Regions from separate parts of the Homo sapiens genome. Here region 2 is linked to region 1. Evidence: chromatin loops called from intact Hi-C (ENCODE). Cell type or tissue: IMR-90. All regions are shown on one strand. Each heading gives the region's core, and the rest is flanking DNA. Links, peaks and the distances in the headings are about the cores only.

Evidence for each region. Hi-C counts contacts between places; a loop is a spot of excess contacts. Peaks named below come from ENCODE experiments on the same cell type or tissue, not always from the same donor. Only the 100,000 strongest peaks of a DNase experiment are listed, where the experiment ranks them.
Region 2: a loop joins it to region 1, with 1.9 times the contacts of the local background. A loop is called at or near these places in 1 of 110 quality-filtered maps.

What each region holds. Positions count from the first base shown.
Region 1 is chr1:221,863,750-221,874,193 of GRCh38, forward strand. The region is part of intron 2 of LOC124904517 (a long non-coding RNA gene); the gene reads left to right. Among named protein-coding and RNA genes, the nearest start is that of LINC01655, 28 kb to the left of the region's middle. In IMR-90, for the core only: no CTCF peak of the experiment used is centred there; DNase peaks (open chromatin) are centred at 2,232, 5,382 and 6,222.
Region 2 is chr1:222,039,608-222,050,051 of GRCh38, forward strand. It overlaps LINC01705 (long intergenic non-protein coding RNA 1705), which reads right to left. Exons shown (of 3, transcript XR_001738485.2): 3 at 2,097-2,315. Among named protein-coding and RNA genes, the nearest start is that of LINC01705, 15 kb to the right of the region's middle. RefSeq lists a silencer at 9,848-10,096. In IMR-90, for the core only: no CTCF peak of the experiment used is centred there; DNase peaks (open chromatin) are centred at 4,554 and 8,894; H3K27ac peaks cover 767 bases.

The DNA of each region.
Region 1 (10,444 bases), core at 1,590-9,589:
TATTTAGCAAGTGGGATTACACTCCTTGAGAGACATGAAAGAAGAGGAAGCGAGATTAGACCTGAGCATCTGGCCTGGGCAAATGTCATCTCCCAAAGTGGCCGTGCCCATGACAGGTTCACACCAGTGCTGAGGAGAGCTCTGAGGACTGTGCGACACTCACAGCTAATCCAACACCCAGTTTCTCTACTGCCCAAAGAGCTGAGGGGTGATAACCAAAGTCAGGGCTGCACCTAGGAGGGAGAGTGAGTCAGGCCATGGTACACATTCATGGGGCAAAATACCTGTGCACTTACCTAGGAGTGATTTTGGACAATGTGAAATAACCCGATGGATGTCAGGGCCTTGAGATATAGCATACCTCACCTCTGAGGTACAGATTATTATTCTATATTAAAGTGCTCTAAGAACTGACATCATTGTTTGAAGAAGAGCTGGGTGATGTGCAAACTTGGCATGCAACTATCACCCATCAATGAAGAAAGTGTAATCTGTTGTTGGATAACTTTTCAATTAAAACTTCCTTACTGTTTTCCCTAAAGTTGAATTGCCACAAAAACAACAATGCTCACCCACATATTTTGAGCTGCTTTCCATTTATCTCATTTTATTCCCATAATATCCATGTAAAACTTGTTGAATAGCCTTTGACACTTTAATATCAGTTACTAATACAGTCATTATAGAATTTTTTAATCTAAAAAATTATATTAAAATATAAAAAAACCCTTCCACTCACAGAAAACCACTGTTAATATTTTAGTGAGTCTATTTTCAATATATTTTCATGCATATTTTAAGTAGTTTAGATATGATGCATAAAATGTTGTACACCATTTTTCAGCTAATATTCTACTATAGATGTTTACCATGCAAAGAGCTTATGTATGCAAAATTTACAAATATAATTTTAAAGCTGCAAAGTATTGCATTGAGGGATGTGCCATAATATTCTTAATAAATTCTCAATTTCTGGAACTTACTGATCACCAATATTTTCTCTTACACTGTTTCAGTAAAAACTTCTGTGGATACATCATGGTCTGAGGTGAGCTCTAGGAGCTTGCTTTTACAAATGAGAAAGCACAAGTGCAGACACTTGGTCACCTCCTCTATGCATGCTTAGCCTGCAAAAGTGCAACAGCAATGAAAGCACAACTTTTTCTCATGCCTGAATCATTACAAAGAGGCAAACGGAAAGAAGAATGTCAACCCAGCCAAGGGAATAAAGCAATCAGAGAATTATAGACCCGAGTTTGTACCTGCAATCATATTCATAAGCTTACAACTAGATCAAAACTAAGAAAAACATTTCAGACCATTTTAGACCAGTGGTTACTAATCTGTTTATTAAAACTAAATAGTTAAGAATTTATTAAAACTAAATCAGTAGGGCAAAGACAGAGCCTGAAAATCTGTATTAAACAAAAGGAAGGAAGAAAAGAAAAGAAAAAGCAGATTTCCCTTTCCCTTTGCAGCAAACTTGCTAGCATTGCTTTGAACTTACTCAGTAACCTCAAATTGCCAACTTTGAAAAGATGATTGCCAGGTTCTATTTGTCCCTCAACCCTGGGATGGTCAATACAGCAAGATCAATGTCACCAAGGCAGATGGGCCAGTGGGCCTCCCATGGAGAGTGCTGAGGCTCCAGTGAGTCTCCTGCCAAAAGGAAGAGCCAGCAGATGGATGGAACATGCAGCAGTCTGAACTCAGGTGTGGGCACATGCTTGGTAGCTCCTGCCCACACATAGAGGGGACCTGCTGACCACATCCCAGAGGCCTCTCTTGATGCCCATAGTTAGCATCCATTTTGTGTCAAGGATGTAGAAAAGAGCTGGCCCTGTAACCCCAGCTTACATAGAAATAAGCTGGTAAAGGTTACCTGGAGGCTACAACAAACAGCTGGATATGGCTGGAGTTGAGCTTAGCAGCATCTCATTAGTGTGTTTTGGCGCCACACAGACGATTCCAAATACGGCCATGGTGAAAAGATTAGTGCATAGGCTGGAAAATTTGGGTCAACCAGAAGCGTATAGTTTGGGAGAGTTGTGTTAGGGTCAGCTTTTCGCACTTTTAAAGATGACATCAGAGTTTTCTGGGCTTATGTTCTCCTAATGACTTCCAGACCGAGCGTGCTCCATGTGCAGCCCAGAGGATGAAGCCTCCAGATGCTGCTAAGGAGCCCACCTGGGACTGACTCACCCAGCTGGATTTCCCTTCTAACATCATGGTTTGTCATGAAAACAGGTCAGGTCTGCCTCTGAGGTTGTGCAGACAGCTGAAGGATGATTCAGGGAGCAGATCCCAGCTCATTCTCAATTCTCCTATCAGCTGGCCAGCTTGGGCCCTGAGATGGAATGATTGCCTGGCTTTGTGTGGCCATGAAAAGAAACAGATGCAATTCCCTCTTGCATAGTGAGGCTCTGCTGAGTGCTCGATGCATGGAAAGATCAGATGCCTCCAGGCAAAGTGGGATATGCTTGTCTTGCCTGGAAATGTATTGCCATGGCATTTGGAGTCACCCAACACCAATGGCATCCATCTAGAATAAGCAATGGAGATAATGCTAAGAGGCACAGTTCAGGAGGAAAGGGTGGCTTTCCCATTTTTGGTAGACAATGAAGATGTCTATGATGTGACATCCCCACGAGGAGCATCTCTTCTTGGGTGACAGGGAAGAGAACAATGAGAGCCACAGAAAAAGGAAAATGGGAAGATGCATGCACCCGGGGGTAAAGGCCATATTGGAGTGGAATCATTGGGACACATGTTTACTACTGTTCTACCTTGCCTGAAAAAACCCATCATGTCACCTGGCAGGCACTTGCTTGATACCATGTGAAAACTTCTTTCCCCACTAGTTTAAATAGCAGGCGTTCACCTAAAACCAATAGAGATAATAGGCTGGAATCCTGGGCTTACCATTCTACTGGCAGGGGAGTCACCTCTGCATCCTCTTTCAGCCACGTTGCATGTTTGCCATCATCTGTAGTTTTTATCTAACCCACCCCATGATCATGCCATATGCCTTGTGGGCACTGGAGTTTTGCTGTGTGTTTAGGACCCTGACATTTTGTGTTTTTAGGACCTGGGTTTTATTTAACCACCCTTTTCTATGGTTCTAGGATTGTCCAATTTTGTCTCCTTCTCTTCTCTCTCTCCATACTCCTCCTACCCTTAACTTCATTTTCTTAATCACCTCCAAAACTCTCCTTGCTCACTTTTTATTCCAAGGACTTGTCTTTAGAATTCTAGTCTCCCTCTTTCTCCCTGTACTATCATGTTATGAGGTCAGAATTGTGCCAACCTACAGGAATGTTTTCACCTTAAAAGCCTATCATTGTGGGTGAAATAGACACTGTAACTACAAAGGCCAGACTTTTATACACACATGCACACACATATATACATACTGTTTCCAGGATATTGAATGTCTTGCAGCAACAAAATGCCACTGTTGCTATCGTGAAACAGACTTGAGGAAGCCTAGAGGCAAAGGCAAACATTTCATACCCACATTACAATACTGTTCCTGGCTGACAGCTTGTTCCCCACTGACCTAGGGCTCATTCTCTAGCTGAACCATGGCCCATCACTGGGGCAGATTCTGATCAGCCAGGATGGTGGAAATTGACTAGTGGCTCATGAGTGGTTGGTCTCATCTGAGTCTGAGGAGGTGCTTCATTCTTGCTATGCACAACTTAAAATCCAAGAATTGTGAGATATTCATAAAGCAAGATGTCGCTTTGACACAGAAGGCAAAGTTTAAGAGCCTATTAAAGACCATACTCTATTAGTTCCTTAAATATGTCCTTATTCAAGTCACTATGGTAATTCTCTGGTATTATCCCTTATGAATAGCTATTCATTGTGGTCATATGGGGTAGAATATCGGATCAAATCATAACTTCTCCATGCCCTGTTTCTTCATCAGAACAGAAATAAAAATAGTATCTAATTCGTATATTTGTTGTGATAATTAGGTAAATTCAAACATAAATCATAGAGTAGTGACTGGTAGGTAATAAGCCATAATATACACTATTTTTATTAAATATGATAATGTGTTTATGGGTCTTGGTAATTCAACTATGGGGTAAGTAGGGAAAGAAATGTTATCTATAAAAATGACCCTTTTGCCCTCCATTTTATAGCTGGGGAATGGTCTGTTTAATGCTAACTAGGGCTACTTTCTGGTTGTTTGCACAACGAGAGCCAAGTGTCCATCACTCAGATAATAGCAGAGTGATGATCTCTCCAAACTAGATAGATTTGAAATGGTTTCAAGAATTGGGGTTTCTTAGTCTAGAATAAAGAAGACTAGAGAGGAGATACAACCACCGTCTTCAAATATAGAAGGGCTGACATAGAGAGAAACAGTTACATCTATTTTGTTTGTATCTAGAGGACAGAACCATGACCAGCTGGGTAGAAGTTAAAGGGAAACTTGAACTCAACATAGGAAGAATTCTCTAATAATCAGCATTGTATAACAAGATATGGGCAGTTCATAAAGCTATCTCCACCAATGGAAGTGCTGTGTGACCTTAAACATATAACTTAAACTATCTGTACCTTGGTTTCTTCATCTGCAAAATGAGAATAACAATAGCTACTTTCGAGGGATGTTGTGAAGACTAAATACATTTATATGTATATAGTCTTTCAAACAGTGCTGGAACACATTTGGCATTCTATGGGTGTTAGCCATTGTATAACTGACTTATAAAGGTGAAAAGGGGCAAGTGTTGTTATCTCTTACATGATGGAAATAAGATCAATTATCAAGCAACCTGGTTTACTCTTAGGCAACTGATCATTATGGCAATGGGAATTACCTAAGCTGTCTCTGGCATCATTGGTATATCCCTCAGCAAGGGTACTCTCTTCAGTCTCAATTCTTATTGGCATCAACTGTGTCGTATATATTTTTAGAGATTTCCACAATGCCCAGGCAGTGAGCCTTCAATAAATACATGTTGTCTAGACATACATAGTGGTACCTTCTCATGGAAAGAGTATTGATTTATGCCCTATAATTACAAGTATCTCTACATCCTTCTCTAATCAGTATCGGTGAAGTCACCGTCTAACTGCTTCCAGACAGTCATTTTAAATTTATTTCTAACTCAACAGTCTCTGCAATTTAACTTGATTAAATACAACACAGGTTTAATTGGAACTTAGCTGCAAATTAAGAGCAAAGAATCCATAGAATTGACTGCTCTTTAAATATAGTTTAGCTCAGTAAGCTAATAGTTCTTTTATGGAGATGCCACACTGAGTAGACATTAAATTGTGGTTCAAACAGCAAAACAAACAAATAGTGTGTGGGCCTCTGAGTATTTATTGTGATTATGCTATATGAGTAATAAGTAATATTTGAGGACATTAGTCATTATTGGCTTTGCATACTTCCTTTGCATGTGGGAGCCAGGATAAACAAGCCCTGGGATGCCCTCCTTTTTCTTGTGTGGGCTCATAATTAAGGGCTAGGGGAGAGTTATTCCCTCTGTAGAAATTTGGTACTGCTGATTTACATATATTTGCTGTTTTTGTAATCCAAAAATCTGGGGTGTTTATGGGTCTGCAATTCTGTGTGGCTCTGTGCCTGTAGAAGAGCTAGTAGAAAATGACACATTTGTCCGAGTTTCAGACTTACCATTATGAGACAGTTTGTCTTTTTCTGGGCAAGGACATAAAGATCTGCAGGGATTATAGTCACACTGCACTTGTGACAGATACATGGGTTGAAAAGAAGAGCGGCATTTTCTCCCCCTCCCCTATTTTCTTTGGAGTATGCTTTTTAATTGTTTTCTGTATATACTTTTGTGTAAGTTACGAGGACTTGCAGAAGGTTCTTCAGAAAACAGGAGATATGATAAGATTTATCTTTCTGGAAAGTTAATGCTGGTAGCACAGGGAAGGCATGGCTAAAAAGAATAAACTGGAGAAGAGAAATAAGTTAGGATCCTACTGAAAAAATTCAGGTATAAAATGAAGATCTTTAATAATAACTGGGAATGGGAGAAACACCAAATTCCAGATACAGACCTAAAGTAGAAATGGTAGGGTTTATTGGTCCATGAGCTGTGTGAGATGAAGAGGAGCTCAGGTTAATCATAATGTTTAGAGGACTGAGGGAATGATGACACTGCTAACTGGGATTTGGAAATGGGGAAAGAGAATAGGACCGGGGAATGATGCATTCGGTTTTGGACCTGCTGTGTTTGAGATTTATTTGCAGCTCTTTAAACATAGTTTGGATTCGTAAGCTCATAGTCAGATGAAGACATTTGGAAATATGGGTCTGGCACTTAAGCCATATGTCACATCTGGCCTGTAGACTTGGGAGACATTTGAGCACAATGTTACAATGTCCTCACTGGTTCCCAGCTTTCATTAAAATGTATCTAAACAACTATATAAAATATAAAAATATTTCACTTCTTAATATAAGGTACCTGAGATCTGGAAAAAGTGACATTATTTTGTCCTGCATTTTTTTTTCAATCTTAAGAATTAAATAAAGCCCAGGAAAAGTCTTCTGTGGTAGGCAGAATAACAGCCTCCCAAAGATGTCCATATCCTTATCTCTGGAACCAGTGAATACATTTCCTTACATAGGAAAAGGGACTTTAGAATTGTGATTGAGTTAAAGACCTGGAGATGAGGAGATTATACTTGATTACCTGGGTCGGCACGATCTAATCACACTGGTCCTTAAAAGAAGAGAAACGGCCAGGTGCAGTGGCTCACGCCTGTATTCCCAGCACTTACGGAGGCCGAGGTGGGTGGATCACGAGGTCAGGAGATCGAGACCATCCTGGCCAACATGGTGAAACCCCGTCTCTACTACAAATACAAAAATTAGCTGGGCATGGTGGTGCGTGCCTATAGTCCCAGCTACTTGGGAGGCTGAGGCAGGAGAAACGCTTGAACCTGGGAGGTGGAGGTTGCAGTAAGCCCAGATCTCGCCACTGCACTCCAGCCTGGCAACAGAGTGAGACTCTGTCTCAAAAAAAAAAGAATCTTTCCCAGCTGTGGTCACAGGCAGATATGACTACAGAGGAATGCTCAAAGAATAGTGACAATGCTGGCCTTGAAGATGAAGGAAGAAAGTCATGAGCCAAGGAATATAGGTGGCCTCTAGGAGCCAGAAAAGGTAAGGAGACAGATTCTTCACTAGAGCCTCCAGAAAGGGGCACAGCCCTGTGACGACTTGATGTTTGCCACCTAGACCTGTGTCGGGCCTCTAACCTAACAACTGTAAGATAAATTTGTGTTGTTTGTCAGGCCAGATCCCTATTAACTTTAATAGAGATGGCAACAGTTTCAAGAGGCTGAGGAAGAGACCTGGAGCCAGCAAACGAGACATAGGGTTTTATTTAGGGGAACCTACATACAGGGACAGTCCAGTGGTGGCAAACTGAATGGTAGAACCAAAGCTGCTTACAAAAAAGAATGCGGTTTATATAGCACTTTCAGTTAGCACCCTCCCCTGGCCACCTCCACGTGGCAACCCTCATTTCTTAAGTTATTGCTATCAGGTGTGTCTGTCATCCAACAGGTGTGCCTGCCATACAGGGGATGCCTAAGTTAACTGATTGCTGTCAGGTGTATCTACCATACATGTTTTAAACCACCGCGTCTGCACTAATATATATATATATATTTTTTTTTGAGCTGGAGTTTCGCTCTTGTTGCCCAGGCTGGAGCGCAGTGGTGTGAACTCGGCTCACTGCAACCTCCACCTCCAGGGTTCAAGCAATTCTCCTGCCTCAGCCTCTGGAGTAGCTGGGACTACAGGCACACATCACCATTCCTGGCCAATTTTTTGTATTTTTAGTGGAGATGGGGTTTCACCATGTTGGCCAGGCTGGTCTTGATCTCCTGACCTCACGTGATCCACCCACCTCAGCCTCCTAAAGTGCTGGGATTACAGGCGTGAGCCACCACACCCAGTCCAATAATTTTTTTATAGCAGCAATAGAAAAGGAATACATCTTCTCAGTTACAAAGTTTTAGTACTTGCTGCTGAGAAATAATTTTTCTTTATCATCATCAATATTTATTAACCTCTTGTCATTCAATGGTATATATCCTATCTGAACTTGGTTTCCTCCAGTGCAAAGTGAGATGATGTTATCTGACCTAACGGATATGTTTTAAGAATTTAAATGAGAGTCCACATGTAAAATGCACATCATATATTACAACACGCTGGTGAAGCATCAACTGCTGGCAGTGACATTTTCTTGTCCTAGTCATTGCAGGTGTAAAGATAAGTGCTTTTATCTCAAAGCCTTTCCACATTTTTGGGAGGAAGAACTACCATTGCTAGTAAAGATCCTGGCAGTTCTTTGCCTAATGGCAATTTCTGAAAAGAGTCACTGAAGATCTGATGGGGAGACGTTTCAGTCATGGGTGACTTCAAGAAAGATAATTTTTGAGTGGACTTTGAAAGAAGACTGGGATTTCATCAGAAGAGAGGAGGGTGAGTAAGGACCCCAAGAGTCAGGCACCATTGTGAAAAACAGCCTAAGAAAAAACTGAAGAATACTTTTGGGCAATATAATCGGTATCAATCATAATTGACCTTGACTGATGTTCTAAGTGTTCTAAGAACTTTGAAAATGATAAGAGCAGAGGGTGTAAAAAAATCTGCCTTCATTTTCCATGATTTCTCAGTTTTGTGACTTTTTTTGATCATTTCATCAATTATTATTAAAACTCACTGTTTGCTTGCATGCCAGAGTTCATTCTGGGTTTTCCTCCCAGTCTTATTTGCAGATTTCTCTTTCTCTACTGCCTCTTTAAAGGGTGGCATTCCTTAGGTTTTCTTTGGCCCTTTTCACCTTTTCTTTATGCTCTTCATTGGGGATCTCAATCACTCTCCTTGTTTCAACACAACTTTTGAACCAGGATTCTCAATCTATGGCTAGAGGTCAGAGCTCACCAGAGTATCTTTTCTGTTTTGCTAATTGCCTGCTGGACATGTCTGCCTCAGTGTCTGCTGAGGCCCTCGGGTTCTATCCATCCATGACTCTCTTTCCTTCAATCTGTTTTTCCTCTCTTGTTTGTTTACCTCCCATGGCTGAGTGGATGCTGGTGGCATTTATTAAACCAGAAACCTTGAAGTTGACCTCAGTTCCTCTCTTTTCTTTGTTTTATGTATTAATGCCAATCACAGCCTGGGTTCTGTTGATTCTGGTGTTTTGTTTTGTTTTGTTTTGTTTTGTTTTTTTGGAGACAGAGTCTTGCTCTGTCACCCAGGCAGGAGTGCAGTGGCGTGATCTTGGCTCACTGCGACCTCTGCCTCCTGGGGTCAAGCAATTTTCCTGCCTCAGCCTCCCGAGTAGCTGGGACTACAGGCTTGCACCACCATGCCTGGCTAATTTTTGTATTTTTAGTAGAGACGGGGTTTCCCCATGTTGACCAGGCTGGTCTTGAACTCCTGACCTCAGGTGATCCGCCCACCTCGACCTCCCAAAATGCTGGGATTATAGGCATGAGCCACCACGCCTGGCCTGATTCTGCTTTTCTTCACCTCCCTTATCCAGTCCCTTCTCTCGAAATCCACAGCTACCTTCTTAACTCAGGACTTGGTCATTTCTCACATGGACCACTGGGGTACAGGACTAATAGTCTTAAATCCACTGTCCGCCTTATTCTTTTCAGGTACCTTCCAACCTACAGGTGTAGTAATCTATCAAAATAAAAACTGACATATACTTTCCCCTCATAAAATCCTTTTCTGGCACCTGAGGCCTAAGCCTAAAGGCCTTTAGTATGTCATATAAGATCCTACATCATCTAGCCCTGTTCTGACTCTCTGGTCCTATCTCTCACCATCTTATCCTCAAGTCCTGTTAGGTGAAAAGTCCCTATAAATCTCAGGCCCTCCTCCGCATGGAATGTCCTTTTCTGTCTTCTCTCTTACCCATATAGCTTTGTAAAGACTCAACTCAAATACTACCTCCACCATAAAGTCTCTCATGACCATCTGCCCTAAATATAACTAGCCACTCTCTTCTTTGAGTTTGCCACCTTAACCTTGTATACATTTCTGGCATATAGCAGAATTTTCAGCGTTTACATCACACTTAGTGGTTTACATGTCCTTCTTCCCCTTTTCTCTGTAAGCCTTTTGGACGCAGAAACTCACTCTTCTTCATTTTGAAAACCCCCACAGAATAACTGGCACAGAGTTTGGGGCATCCATCAGGAAGAAAGAAAAATAAAAACAAGAAACAGGAAGGCAGAATGGAAGGACATAGACAGGGTAGGAAGGCAGGCAGGGAGGAGCTGTGTGGCAGCAGTTCTTGGAGTGACAGTGAAATGGAGAGCAGGGAATCTCGTTAGGAGGTTAACCTGAGGGTGCAGGTACACGAGGACAAGGCCTGGACCAGTTTCGTGGTAGGAAGAGTGGACAGAAAGCATA
Region 2 (10,444 bases), core at 1,122-9,121, 180 kb after region 1:
AGCCATGTTTGCACCACTGCACTCCAGCCTGGGTGACAGAGTGAGACCCTGTATCAAAAACAAGCTAACAAACACACACACACACACACACACACACGAAAGAAAGAAGAAAGAAAGAGAGAGAGAGAAAGAAAGAAAGAAAGAAAGAAAGAAAGAAAGAAAGAAAGAAAGAACGAAAGAAAGAAATTAATTTATAAATCAGCAAATAGAATGGAATCTCTGACCTCACCCCAAATCTGTATTTGGTGGAAGCTGAATGTAAATAAACAGATGAACCAGAAGAACAAGGAAGCAAACAACATTCATGATCAGGAAAGAGAGTGAAATCAACTAGAGTATCCACAGAATCCAGCCTGTAACATCAGCCTCATTAGCACAGCCCCAAGGGCAGGAGAAATTATGTTTTGGGGCAACAAGGATGAGATAAGAAACTTGATAATGACCATCTGCTGCTGATGTCAGGTCTACCTTAAGCAAGGGAGCAGAAGCCCTGGCAATGGGCACACACGCGGATGTGTTCCATGTGGTGTGAGAGTGTGTATGTGCGTTTAAAGTACTGTGGGTGGTGCATTTAATACGGCACTTTTCTGTCCAAGAAAATCATATCCCCTCCAAAGCCCTGAATTATTGAAATCTTGAAGTTTCTCACATCTGTTACGAGCCTTGTATCACCATTTCCGCACGCTATTGGGTGCCATATTCTGTGTCTGAGGTTACAGGCATGCCAGAACCCTCCCACTGCCAAGCTGGGAGATCATTTGTTATTTCTGTAGCCATAGGCTTGCCAAAACCTGGGGAGCTTGATTCTGAAAGGAGCCATCATGCCAGAGGGCAGCAAGCTGGCGAGCTGTGGGGTGGTCTCAACACTCGATATCCAAGCCTTTCAGCCTGAGTGTAACCAGAGCCCCTCGGAGAGAAAGTGGCCCTGAGCTGCCTCAGCTGCTGTAAAATTCCTCTAATGGCCTAGTCTAAGTCCCTCTCACTCAGGCCACCGCCATTTCAATGGAAAGTGAGTTGGGTCCAAATAGGATGAACCAAACTTCTGTCTGAGCAAAAAAGTTGGCCCAGGGCTCAAGAGCTTTAAATGGACCATGAATAATGTTTTATAGCCTCGGCACTGGGGTGAACTCAACCCCTACACTTAGCCTCACCTTTCACGGTGTTATTTTTAGAGATCTCATTACACCCCAGCTTAAACTAAAAATATGTTTCCCAGGAATAGCAGAACACAGTTTTAATTGTGCAAAGTGACACGAATGTTCATGGACTCTAATTACATATGATATTTCATGTGTTTGAGATCAGCTGTAAGGAGTAAGGAGGAATGGCTAAATTGCATTTTTCAAGAGCAGTGACTAGACTTGCTTTGAGACTACGGGGCTCAATTAGCTTTCTGGGGGCTGGTGTGGTTTTCCTCAACTGATGCTTTGATTTCTAATAATTTGGGGTGACTCATGTAAGACAGGATAAGAGGTCCCAGGAAGCCCTGTTCATGAGAAGCTCACCTCCAAGTTCTACCAAGCCATTCTCACCCAACACTGACACATAATTCCCTCCCCACTCTCCCACGCTTGGAAGGCGAGATGGTGCAGTAAAAGAGCTTTGGAATCTGACAAATTGGCAACTGAATCTTTACGCTGCCCCTCTACCTCTGTGACTTCAGGCAAGTTATTAATCTTCCTAAGTCTGGTTCCTCATTGAAAAATAAGAATCATAAATGTTGTATGGATAAAATGCAATAATTTATGCAGAAGCCTAATAAATTATTACAGCAGAGGCCTAATAAATTATTACATTATTTATTTATTTATTTATTTATTTTGAGATGGAGTCTCACTCTGTCGCTCAGGCTGGAGTGCAGTGGCACGATCTCAGCTCACTGCAAGCTCTGCCTCCTGGGTTCAGGCCATTCTCCTGCCTCAGCCTCCCAAGTAACCGGGACTACAGGCGCCCGCCAACATGTCCGGCTAATTTTTTGTATTTTTAGTAGAGACAGGGTTTCACCGTGTTAGCCAGGAAGGTCTCAATCTCCTGACCTTGTGATCCGCCCGCCTCGGCCTAACAAAGTGCTGGAATTACAGGCTTGAGCCACCGCGCCCGGCCATATTATTTTTTTATTTGACTTGCTCATATACTTGAATCAGTAGGGGCATTTGTTGAGCACTGACCATGACAACACAGGTGATATACGATGCAACGGTGTCAGACCCCGACAAAGAGTGCGCACACGGGCATGAGTGGCTCTGATGCAGGACGGCAGGACGGCATCAGCACCAGCCTGGACTGTGGGGACACCAACAAGGGAGCGCTTTATCCTGGGGGAAGAAAGTCTCATGAATTCAAGCTGGTCCTTCAAGGATCCTTAGAACAGCAGCATTCTCTCTACTGGTGCACATAGATGTTAAAGATGTACCATCTAGGAATAGGCTGCCTAAGATGGAACCCCAGCTCTGCCTCTTATTACCAACCTAACCTTGGGCAAGTTACTTAAGCTTTTACGTCATAATTTCTGCAGCTGCAAGACAGAGCTCATGTTAACACCTACTTCATAACGTGGTTACGAGGATTAAATGAGATAGTTGATGTGACGCACAAGCCTTCAGTACATTGTCACAAAGAAATTCCTCAAGAAATGTTGGAGGTTAATGGTACTGTGGGAATTTTATTCCTGGAAAAGGGAACATTTGAGCAAAGAGAGGAATGCACAGGATAATTAAAGGAATATCTTGTGGCTTAGTTTGACTGAATCATAGCACATATTATGGGAGAAAAGGCAGGTCCTCAAGTAACCTCTCTGGGTTAGTCTTTGCATTCACTTGCGACATTTTCTCGATTCCATCAGTGTACATTCCGTGTCTCTCTCTAGTTCCTGGACTCTCTAAGACTGGAGCTCACATTGTAACCACTCAGACCACTCAGCCTTCTCTTTTCCATGAGAATCATCTTCCATCCCTATTTTCAGACTATTCTGGTTTCATCAGCTTTTTAAGACAATTATTAATATTTTGATGAAGTTGGCAGTCTAGTAATGACAGTGTGATCACTCAACCTGGTTATAGAGAAAAACATGTTTGCAAATTTTCCATCTGGTGAAAAGTCTAAAGGTCCCAAGCTCATTTCTGTAATCTCTCAAATTCCAGTGCCTATTCTAGAAGGGGGCTTGGTCAGACTGGACCAGACAGCCACCCTGAACCTGGAGGGAACAAGCTCAACAGCACGGGGACAGGGATGGAGGTGAGGACACCAAGTTGTGGGTAGGCTGCAGGGTCTACAGAAGAGTCAGTTCATTTTTAAAATGAGATGCCTGTGAGTCCCCCATGTGAATCAGCTGTCACTGCAGGGTACTCATGCTGTTCCTATCATATCATTGGGATACTTTTCAGAGCATGGTTCCCAATACTCAGAACCTTTTATTTTATTTATTTTTCCCAGAGAGGTATTGACGTATTTGCATAAAGAAATAGAAGTTGCTGTCTCATGGACTTTTGGATGCAGAATAATTATTTTGCAAAACAATATGAATAAACAGCAGAAAAAAAGTAGGAAAATAGAAAGAGAAGCAGATGCCCCATCTCCAGGGTGTGAGTATCATCACCTCACGTTTACATCAGAGTTCCTGAGTATCACTCTCAGATCATAGTTATTTTACTCTTTCCCCCAATATCTACAAGTACAGTCTGACACTGTGCAAAGCTACCAGTGTCCCCTGAGGGTTGTTTGCCCCTAATGGGTCTTCTCTCTGCCCTTCCCACTTCAGCTTCCAGTCTCAGGTCTCTTGCCCCAGCAGAAGCCCTGCCCCTCACCGTGTGGGGACAGGAAAGGTCCCTTCCCAAGCACCACATTATCAACTACTATTGGACCCACCTGGGCAATTTGGCAGCCTATGTGCCCTGGCATTCTGGGACAGCTTAGGAGTGTCTGAGAATAGACAGAGATGGCCCAGAGCTGCAGCTGCACAGCTGAGGCAGAGAGTGCCCCAGCGCCCCAGCCTCAGGCAGCCTCCTCGGCCTCCCTCCCAGGAGCAGGCTGGCTGCACAGCTGATCCTCACTAATCCCGCTCCGTAGAGCCAAACTGCTTGATTTTCATATATCTATGACTTGCGTGTTCTTTACATCGCCTGCTTTATTTTCAAACCTGTCAACAGGCCTCTGAAAAGGTTGCACACATGAGCAAAGGTCTGGGCAGCTGCAGGAAGGACAGAAGCAGCCGCAGGCTGGGCAGGAGGGGGAAGGCCTGGGGTGGCAGCCCAGCTACAGCAGGGCAGGCACTCAGACCTGGGAGACTGAGTCAGGAGAACATGGACTTCCCATTTTGGGGGTTTTGTCTCATCAAAACAAAAACCAGGCATATGTTTTTCTGCCCTGAGATCCTATCTGGTTAGATTAGCAAGCTGGCTATAAATCTGAGATGGACCACAGACTTACTGAACTATATTTATCAAGTTTCTTAATAAAGCAAAGGCCCAGAAGCCTTTGAGAGTGAACACTGTTTTTTTCTGACAGAGACATAAGCCAGCAACAAGCAGTTTATTGTTGTTGTTCAGTTGCCAAGTGGGTGATTCAATTAAAATAGGAGCTACATCAGATCTGTTTGTATGAACCCACAGCGTTGCTATTTGTAAAGGGGCCCTACTTCTCGGACTTACATCATTGCTATTTTTTTTTCAAGATTGTTTTAAGGTCTCTAAAAGAAGACTCACAGGTTGAGATTTGCCTACCGCGTTGTGCCGACAAAGACCAGACAGTCAGACTGAGGCTGTCTCTGAATATGGATGTTGTGCCAATCATTGTTTCTAAGCTGACAGGTCAATTCAATCTAACAATGGAATTCAAGATAATGAAAGCCAGAATATCAGAATAGAAGAGGATCTTGGGAGTTACAAGGCATGACTCCTTCATTTGAAGCTGAGGAAAGTAAGGACCAATGACTTTGCTAGACTGGGACTTGAAGGCAGAATTATTAGGGCTCTTTCCAGTGGACTACACATACCCGCAAGCTCCCTGGCATCTTGAAATAGAGTCTGGTTCAGGAGCTTCATGTCGAACCAGATAAATGTGTAACACAATGGGAGAGAGGAAAACCCGGGTGCCATAGATGGGAAGAACAGTATTGTGGGCTCTCATATCTACAGGTGTCCTCTCAAATTAGAGAAGTAGCCTCCAGATTTTGTTTCACCCATAGACCATGTGGAGAATTCAGTCTCTGATGGGCCCCACAAAAAAACTATAGAGGAGATGGGGCCCGGTGGCTCACGCCTGTAATCCCAGCACTTTGGGAGGCTGAGGCGGGCAGATCACAAGGTCAAGAGATAGAGAGCATCCTGGCCAACACGGTGAAACCCCATCTCTACTAAAAATACAAAAATTAGCTGGGCATGGTGGCAGGCACCTGTACTCCCAGCTACTCGGGAGGCTGAGGCAGGAGAATCACTTGACCCTGGGAGGTGGAGGTTTCAGTAAGCCGAGATCACACCACTGCACTCCAGCCTGGAGACAGAGCAAGACTCCGTCTCAAACCTAGAGGCAAAATAGCAAGATAATCCAGGGACTAATGAGTAATGCAGAGGAAACATACCTTTTCTGGTGGACGCTAATGCACTCTTCAAATATTTCAATGTAACAGGATTCTAAGTTGGAAGTTTTAATTGAAGTATCATGATTTAATAAATATCAGATACAGAAATATCCAAAAAGCCACCCAATAATGATTTCACATTTCATGATCCTCTCTTTGGAGAAGCCTGCACTATGAATACCTCACAACCCTCAAAGAGTGTGGCATGGGAGGGCATCTGTTCCTCCCCTCAAGTCCCTTAGGAGAAGGCTCAGGGGATGACTCAGGAGTCTATGATATGTCCCCTTGCAGGTAGAGGAGTGATGCGGACTGGTGCCCTTCTCTCACCCTTACAACGTGAGGGATGGCCTGCTAAGGGGGAGATGATGGTGTTAGGCAGCTTACTCCCCTGGAGTTTGTTAAGATGATGCACTCAGAGTGTTCAAGGACCAGATGTAGGCCACGTTGGGGAGCTGGCATTGGGATGGTCGGCAGAGGTTTCCAGGGGCTAACGAGAAGATATGTGACCACTAGAGCAGAAAGCATCACAGCATCCGAGGGTCTGAAGGTAAAAGACCACCAGGGAGCAGAGAAGCCTTATAAGAAAACCAGGAGAAAGCACCAGACTGTAACTGTTCCCAAGCTTGCTGAGGTCTGAGCCAGCTGTCTTTGGTTGGGCTTCCTGGGAGCATTGTCTGAAATAGGGATTCTTGTGAAGTGGTTTACTGGGGGAGTGCTCTCGGCAAAGCAGAATAAAAAGGAGAGAAGCAAAATAAGGATGTGGTCTCTGTTCAAGGCTAGCCCCTGACTCGTCCCACAGCAAGCTCTGGTCTGTCCTGGAGAAATGAGGCCAGGCTTTTACCTCCCTGTCAGTTGGTCATTGGCTGCTGAGTGCAATGTGGGGGAAGGCGAGGAAGCAGCTGGGGAGAAAGTTGGGGAGTTAAATAGGGAGGGGAAGGGCCATGACTCAGAAAAGGTGGCTTCCATTTGGTCAAAGGCAAATTCTCCCAAGAGGGGGAGAACTATAAGCCATTAACAGCCAATAGTCACAGCACTCAATGGGTGGAGACCTAGGAGGAACATCAACACATTTGCTGTAACAGCTTCATGCCTGTCGAGCTTTTTATTAATAGTTCTCCTGGCCGGGCATGGTGGCTCATGCCTGTAATCCCAGCACTTTGGGAGGCCAAGGCGGGCAGATCACGAGGTCAGGAGATCGAGACCATCCTGACTAACATGGTGAAACCCCGTCTCTACTAAAAATACAAAAAATTAGCCGGGCGTGTTGGTGGCCGCTTGTAGTCCCAGCTACTCGGGAGGCTGAGGCAGGAGAATGGCGTGAACCCAGAAGGCAGAGCTTGCAGTGAGCCGAGATCGCGCCACTGCACTCCAGCCTGGGCGACAGAGCAAGACTGTTTCAAAAAAAAAATAGTTCTCCTTACATTTCCTTGCTCCCAACTCTTCCCAACTCCCTGAGGGTCAGAAACAGTGCCCATACGCTATAATAGGCCTAGCTAGAGTTAGGGTATAAGTCTTAACTTTGAATGAAATTGAATGCTTTGACTATCACATAGGAATGAACATTTTTAATGTTTTATTTTAATATTATATACATATAGAAAAGGACACATATCACAAGCATACAGCACAAGTGCTCGCAGACCACACCCATGTGACAATCCCCACCATCAATAAAGAGAAACTCACCAGCAACCGAGTTGCCTTCACACTCCCTTCCTGTCACTCTCCTCTCACCTCTGCCACGTGATAACTACTAGAGTAATTGTCTAACAGCACAGATTCATTTTGCCTGTTTTTAGTTTTTATATAAATGGAATCTTATAATATGTACACTTCTGTGTCTGGCTTCTTTCAACACTATGTTTATGAGAGTCATCCATATTTTTGCATGTTCTTGTATATTACACTTTCTCTGTATAGTATTCATTTGAATGACTGTACATAAATTTATTTATCCATTCCACTGTTGATAGAAATTTTAGTAGTTTGCAGTTTAGAGTTATCACATATAGTGTGAAAATGTTAATACATGGCATGTGGTAAATCTGTGTACACATTTCTGTATATAGGCCCTGGGATTAATAGACTCATAGGCACCTTGGAGTTAATAGGATCATAGACAACTATTTATATGTGTGTGTGTGCATGTGTGTGTATATTAGTAAATACTGCCCAACAATTTTCAAACGTGGCTGTAACATTTATAACCCCACCAGCAGTGATGAGAGTTCTAGTTGCTTTAGACCCTTGTTAATGCTTGGTATTTTCTGTCTTGTTCATTTTAGCTAGCACTGGATATTGTTAATTACTGAATTGAGCTTGTGTATGACATAAGTGCTTGAGGGCTTGCAATTGCCTAAGAGTGATCAGAACGGTCTGAAAGTCTTTCTGCATTTTCATATGAGGACAAAGGAAGGCCTGTCTGCAAACAAGCAAGTTTAAAGGGACTAGGAGAAACAAAAGCAAAGTTATTTTTATAATTATATGCTTGTGAGTCCTCCCACTCAACCTACTGGTAACACTGAGACAATATTATCATCCTCTTCCTCATCATCGTTATTTATATTATTTTAATTTTATTTTTATTACTATTGATTTTTACCAAAGCACGGAGATTTTCTATGAAAGATGATGAAATTTTTGTACTCTTGAGCTTCCTTGTCTTGATGAAACCTAGGATTTTGACATATCTGAAGCTCAAGTTTATAACTAATGCTTTCACTCTTAAACTGATATCAAAAATCCCGCTTCATTTCCTACTACCACGGGGGCTAGGAAGATAGTTTTCATAACAGAAAAAGACAAGAGGTAGATCATTATCTCCTTGCTTGTCATGGGGAAAGAGAAGAGATGAAAAAGATTTTTTTCAAGCTCCTTCACACCCATCTCACCTCCCCTTCCCCATTTCCCAAAGGAACACACACAAATAGCTCATTCCCTGAGCTCCACTTAGGAGACCAGCCTGGACAAAGTGTTTCCCTCCAGGATGCACATAGGTCCTCCTTTGTAAGAAGTGGGGCACACATACCACTGCTGGACAATGTGGGCCTTCAAGATAATTGGTCCGTGGATGGGCTTCTGGAAAGCAAACCAAGCCTTTTGTTATTTTTTCCCATATTTTTGTCCAGCCAGTTGGTTTTTGAGAGAGTAAGGGGTATAAGGAAGTTGGGTCACTGAGGAAGGCTCTTGTTTGGGGAATTTTCACCAAACATGTCATTTTCTAACTGGGGCTATTTGCTGTGGTCTTTCTGCCTGACTGTCTGCATTGAGTGATGGTTATAATTAACAAATAGCAGCAGCGTTTCCATCGCAAGCTCATACTGTGGTTTCTCTGACTCATCCTAATGAACTATGGGCCCCTCGAAGTGAAGGTTATTTTTTTTTTCCTTCCTGAAAAATATATTGCAGTGATGGCCTTAATTGAAACTGCTGAATGGTAAAATGTAATTTGTTGTTCATTTTTTTTAAAATGTTATATTGAAAAGCAGGAGAAGAGGTGAAGTCAAATGCTGTTTATCTGTATGTTGTGTGTATACTCATGTATTTTGAGACCTTTATTTTTAAAATTGTAACAATATTGGTGGCCATATGGCCCCAGCAAAATTACCCAAATGTTTAATTGAAACGAGACTAATTGTCATGCAAATATATTACTACCAGACAAGCTAACAAGAATAATGAAAAATGAAGTACATTAGAGGATACTTGGAAATGTTGATTTTGTGATTTTCAGCCAGGAAAGTGGCTGAAAGAGTTCTTACTGGGGAGGGAGTGATTTATCCTGTTTAGCTTAAGTGAAAGTGAGGAATCCCAAAGGTTTGTAATAGCCTTTATGGTTCTCTTTACTAGTATAACTCCTGCTCAGAGGGGCTTATCTGTGACAGAATGAGTTTTTACTTAAAGGGACGGTGGCTGGCTGCTTGCCATTCACTAAAGATTCCACCACACCTGGGAGGAGAAGAGAAATACACCTCCTACTACTCATACCTTGGGGAAATTCTCTGCTTCTCAGAGGAGCAGGAGTCAGATTGGAAAGGGACCTTGAGGAAAATGAACCCAGAAGCATTTCAGAAGGAAAGCGGGCTTTCTTCGGAGATAGCACCAGGACAACAGGCATAGACTTGGATGCTGAGCAAATCACCCGGAATCTCCTAAAAATATTTACTACTGTGCCTGACCACAGGCCTACTGAAGCAGAACCTGCAGGGTAAGGCCAAGGCCCTGTGATTCTGATGTGCACCCACATTTGAGAATCAGTGATTCTAGTTAAACTCCTTCTTTCAGAGTCCAGGTCAGTAAGATTCAAGAAAGTAAATTCCTCACCAGTGATCAGCAAGTGGTTAGTGACAAGGGAGTGTCTACGACTGCCTTCTGGGTGCTTTTGAGAGGTGACAGCGTGCTGGCAGTCCTCACAGCCCTCGCTCGCTCTCGGCGCCTCCTCTGCCTGGGCTCCCACTTTGGCGGCACTTGAGGAGCCCTTCAGCCCACCGCTGCACTGTGGGAGCCCATTACTGGGCTGGCCAAGACCGGAGCCGGCTCCCTCAGCTTGCAGGGAGGTGCGGAGGAAGAGGCGCGAGCGGGAACCGGGGCTGGCACAGCGCTTGAGGGCCAGCTGGAGTTCCGGGTGGGCGTGGGCTTGGCGGGCCCCGCACTCGGAGCAGCAGTCCGGCCCTGCTGGCCCAGGCAATGAGGAGCTTAGCACCCAGGCCAGCGGCTGCGTAGGGTGTACTGGGTCCCCCAGCAGTGCCAGCCCACCCGTGCTGCGCTCGATTTCTCGCCGGGCCTTAGCTGCCTTCCCACGGGGCAGGGCTCGGGACCTGCAGCCCGCCATGCCTGAGCCTTCCCCCGCCTCCGTGGGCTCCTGTGCGG